Regions from separate parts of the Homo sapiens genome. Here region 1 is linked to region 2. A link is an interaction called in ENCODE POLR2A ChIA-PET data of the cell type or tissue named here. Cell type or tissue: MCF 10A. All regions are shown on one strand. Region 1 overlaps LOC105378054 (a long non-coding RNA gene). Region 2 has its middle 8.5 kb from the start of RAET1L.

Region 1 (2,500 bases), 260 kb before region 2:
GCACAGCCTTTGTCCAAACACTTTTCCAAGAATAAAAAGACTTCATTAATGCAATGCACTCCCTCACACCCCCCAGACGCCAGCTAGCCTCTTGATGATTTCACCGGCCAGTTTCTTTGTTGTCTGGAGAAGGTTGTGGGCTCTTCTGTCTATCTTCCAGATAGTGGAGGCCAGATGGGCAATAGACTAAGAATAGGGGCTAGCACTGCAGCAGTTTTGTTAAGCTAGCTATACAAAATAGAACTTTCTGGCTGGACACAGTGGCTCACGCCTATAATCCCAGCACTTTGGGAGGCCAAGGCGGGAGAATTGCTTGAGCTCAGGAGTTTGAGACCAGCCTGAGCAATAAAGCGAGGCCTCCATCTTTACAAAAAAAGAAAAAGAAAAAAAATTAGCTGGGCATGGTGGTGCATACTTGTGATCCCAGCTACTAAGGAGGCTGAGGCAGGAGGATCACTTGAGCCCAGGAGTTTGGGTTGTAGTGAGCCATGATTGCACCACTGCACTCCAGCCTGTGAAACAGGGTGAGACCTTGTCTCAAAAGAATAAAAAATAAAAATTTGTTGATGGAGTAATGAATATTGCAGTGGAAAGCAATGATATTGTCCAAGGTTGAGTCTCTGCAAGAGAATAGATCTGTATCTGCAAGATGAGGGCCTCGATCACATGTATGTAGATGTGGACAGACAGGCTGACTCATGCTCAGGTTGTTTTTAAACGCCTGTGGCTTTAGGGGGAAAAAGACAAAAAGAAGGAAAAGTGCCCAGATTTGACAGTGTGTGGTACAAGTTTAGGTGAGTTTTTTCTTTCTTCCTACAGGATAGATTTTCCAATATTCCTATAGGATAGATTTTTCCAGTCTCCTATGGCAAGCGTTTGTTACCATCATAATCAGAAAGAAGATGACACAGTGTCCCAACACTGGATTTACTATAGTCTACACCATGCAAATGAATTAACTCAGTGTCAGATGCCTCATCAAAGGTGGGGGAGAACAGGCATGGTTGAGTCATTCCCACAAATCAAGCAGTTGGAATCCATGAAGAAACTGTCTTCCACAGCATCAGAGCACCTTCCGCCAGGAACGTGCCTGAACCCGCCTGGCCCTGGAGGTAAAGTTTAGAAGCAGAGACTGGTTAGGAACCAACCAGCCACACTGAGACACCAGCTAAACGCCGGTTTCCATAAACCTCTTTAGGAGCTTAGGAACTTCAATTTTATTGACCATCAACCATCCAGTCTTAGATAAAGGGTCAGGGAGCAACATTTGAAGAGGAAGAAAGGGAGATGAATGGGCTCCCTCTGGCCCATTCGATTCTGTGCCTCTGACCCAGAAAACTGGTCATTGTCAGCTCTTCTCTTGGGGCTTGCCCCAGCCTGGATTAGCAAATCATTTCTGCAAACTGTGAATGCCTTGAGTACAGATTTGCTGGGATGTGGGGTTTGGGGAGGAAGGTAGAGTAGAGGATGTGTGCTCAGACCTTTCTGGGTAAATATATTAAATCATGTCTGTTTAAAATAGAAAGCTAGTGAGAATGTTCCCTCTTGCCAGCTTCCAGCATTGATCTTTCAGGGCATACACTGAACAAGGAATATCTAGGTCTTCTTCAGGGCAGCCAGTATTTTTACCAGGGCAGCCCTGATGACGTCACTGGGAAAGTTCCTTTTTCTATTTTCTTTTAGTCCCTTTATCTACAGGCACAGCTGCTTAATGAAACCAGAAGGCCTGGGATGGCACCAGAGCTTACTGACCACTGACCAAAGAGCAGAGGAAGATAAGATGCCACAAAACCAGCACAAACCGGAATAGATGACCCTTAGTTGCCTTCAGATCATTAACATATCATTATAATGCTAAAATTTCCTCCCCCAAAGGAAAATCTCCACCATTTTGTGTACAGGTGATATATGAACATATATATTTATGAATTAGGCATATCTGGAGTCCCGCCCTGCACATGCAAACACGCTTCTCTCGCCCTGCACCTGGTCCTTAAAACCCCACACCTTCTATTGTTTGGGAAGAAGCTACCTTTCGAGTGAGAGCCACCTTCTCCATTCCTTGGCTAGTGAATAAAGCCTGATTGCTTTTTCCAGCTGGATGTTCTTTTTTTGTGACTGACACAAAGTGGTGAAAAAACCCAGTTTATCAGTGACAATATGGCAGCTCTTTATCTATCCCAACCTTCTGCTAAGGGCTTTCTTATATTGCAAACTGAATATCCCAGACTCTCCTGCAACTGAGGTTTCCTTGTGATTGTGAATGGCCACCCAAAGGCCCTCATGCAGCCTTGAATTAGGAACTCATTTAAGTAGAAAGGGAGGCAGGGCTCACAGGAAGCTTTGTAGCCAACAGGTTTGGTGTTAGCTTTTGATCCCTGGATCACAGCTGGGTCAGCGTGTTCCTGGAACTAGCATTTGCAATGGCTTATTCCTGGTCCTTGGAGTGTGGCTAAGGAGTAGGACCCTGGAGCCCTGTAATGGTGCAGTGGCTTGCTGA
Region 2 (2,500 bases):
TTAATGTTATTTCATTTTTCCTCCATGATATGGAGTAATAAATGAGTGATTCTGCCAGACTTTGTGTGGAAAAAGAGAATCTACAAAACATGGCTGAAAAAAATCAGAGACAAAACAAATACATGGAAAAATATTTCATGCTCATGGGTTGGAGAATCAATATAGCTAAAATGGCCATACTTCCAAAAGCAATTTATAGATGCAACACTATCTCTATCAATACCAATGTCATTTTCCACAAAATTAGACAAATCTAATCTAAAAGTTCTTTGGAGTTAAAAAAGAGCCCAAATAGCCAAAACAATCATAAGCAAAAAGAACAAAGCCAGAGACACCACATAGCCTGACTTCAAACTATAATATAAGGCTACAGTGATCAAAACAGAATGGTACTGGTACCAAAATAGACACTTAGATCAGTGGAACAGAATAGACAGCTCAGAAAGAAACCTTCACACCTTTTAACTTTCAACAAAATCAACAAAAAAAGCAATGAGGAAAGAGTCCTAATTCAATAAATGGTGCTGGGATAACTGGCTAGCCATGTGTAGGAGAACGAAACTGAACCTCTACCTTTCACCATATATGTAAAATAACTCGACATGAATTAAAGATTTAAATGTAAGTCCTAAAACTATAAAAATCCTGGAAGATAACCTAGGAAATGCCACTTTGGACATACAGCCTGACAAAGATATCATGATGAAGACACCAAAAGCATTTGCAACCAAAAACAAAAATTGACAAATGTGACCTCATTAAACTAAAGCGCTTCTCCACAGTAAAAGAAATTAGCAACACAGTAAACAGCCTATAGAATGGGAGAAATATCTGCAATCTATGCATCTGGCAAAGCTCTAATATCCAGAATCTACACGGAACTTAAACAACTCAACAAGCAGGAACAAAATTCCAATTAAAAAATAAGCAAAGAATGTGAACAGACACTTTGCAAAAGAAGACCTGCAAGTGGCCAACGAACATGAAAAAATGCTCTTTGGGAAGCCGCGGTGGGCAGATCATGAAGTCAGGAGTTTGAGACCAGCCTGACCAACATGGTGAAACTCCGTCTCTACTAAAAATACAAAAATTAGCCAGATGTGGTGGTGCATACCTGTAACCTGTAATGGTGCATAGTCTGATGTTGGAACTATGAAATACCTTGGACTGGTACTTTCCAGTCTTTTCCAGCAGATGGCACTGTTCATCTTTCAAATATTTCAATAAGCCCAGAGGGTTTGCCAACAGCGAGTTTGTGCCCTGAGCTCCTTGGCACACAACCTGGGATCCACAGCCAAGGGCTAGAGAAGACAAAAGAGACATTGACATCATGGTGGAAGAGGAATCCATAAAGAGTTCATTTCTGAGGACTGGGGCAGTTCCTCCCACCCTGCAGATCAAGATGCCCTGAGGGCAAAGAGCAGAGGGGTACTCTGGTGGCCCAGCAGTTCTGCCCTGGGGGAGGATTCTCTTCTGCTGCAGTGAAAACCAACAGGACGCTGCTTCATCCCAAGGGGACCAGGAAGATAGATCAGAGTGAGGAGCTGTCTGAGTGTTTCAGATCACACAGTGACTGCCTGCTTGATGGCTTCAGAACTCCTTCATGAGCTGGGAGACAGCCCCCAAGGTGAAAGGTGTGTGGGCAGGATGGGCTCGACATGACAACTCTCAAGATGACACGCAGTTTCTCCCATGTGTTTCTGTGTGTCTTTTTGTGTGCCCGTGTATGTGCATGGCTGTGTCTGTATTTCTGCATGCATTTGTGTATGTGTGTCTCTGTGAATGTGTGTGCCTGTGTGGTGTGAGTGTGTGTGAGAGATTGTGCCTGCATGTCTCTGTGTGTGTGCATGTGTGTGTGTGTGTGAGATAACATGCATGTATGAATGTTGAATTGATTTTCTGGTTGACTTGCTGTGGAGGGAGTCAGGGACTCCAGGGGGCTTCCTGCCCACCCCTCGTTCCCTGTAGCCAGTAGCACAAATGGCGTAATAAAAGGTAGTTTAATTTCATTTCATGCAAATGTAAAACTTTTGTGCTTCCAAAAGAACTCCAATTAGAAGATTAAAAAAAAACTTCCAGAACGAGAGAAAATCATTGAAAATCATATATCTGGTAATGGACTGTTATTCTGAATATATAAAGAACTCTTCCAACTCAATATTACAAAGGGAAATAACCCAATTTAAATATATGCAAGGAATTTGAATAGACATTTCTCCAAAGTGAGACAGGTATACTACACGGTGGTCTCAAAAGAATAGAAAATTTTGGGCAGCAGTTTCAGGTGACTAGCAAAAGAAATCTGTTGAAATATCTGCAGTGGCTCTGGGCTGATAAGTTGCTGAGAAACAGCATGTGGACCAAGCTGACTAAGAATGAGTGGATCCAACATGGCCCTGGATTTGACCTAGGTTTCACCTGGGACCTCATTACATGCTGATAAACACACTAAACACACACTAGCCAGCTCCCTAGCAGTTCTGAGAATACCCATATTTGG

The links. ChIA-PET counts read pairs that join two places held together with the same protein. Peaks named below come from ENCODE experiments on the same cell type or tissue, not always from the same donor. Only the 100,000 strongest peaks of a DNase experiment are listed, where the experiment ranks them.
Region 1: POLR2A ChIA-PET joins it to region 2 with 5 read pairs; 3 of 35 experiments call an interaction of 5 or more read pairs at or near these places.

What each region holds. Positions count from the first base shown.
Region 1 is chr6:150,271,329-150,273,828 of GRCh38, reverse strand. All of the region lies in intron 1 of LOC105378054 (a long non-coding RNA gene), which reads right to left. Among named protein-coding and RNA genes, the nearest start is that of IYD, 96 kb to the left of the region's middle. RefSeq lists an enhancer at 1-239 and a cis regulatory region at 1,438-2,470. In MCF 10A, no CTCF peak of the experiment used is centred here; DNase peaks (open chromatin) are centred at 698 and 1,048.
Region 2 is chr6:150,015,793-150,018,292 of GRCh38, reverse strand. No RefSeq gene overlaps it. Among named protein-coding and RNA genes, the nearest start is that of RAET1L, 8.5 kb to the left of the region's middle. RefSeq lists an enhancer at 1,108-1,347. In MCF 10A, a CTCF peak has its summit at 1,200 (motif pointing right); a DNase peak (open chromatin) is centred at 1,212.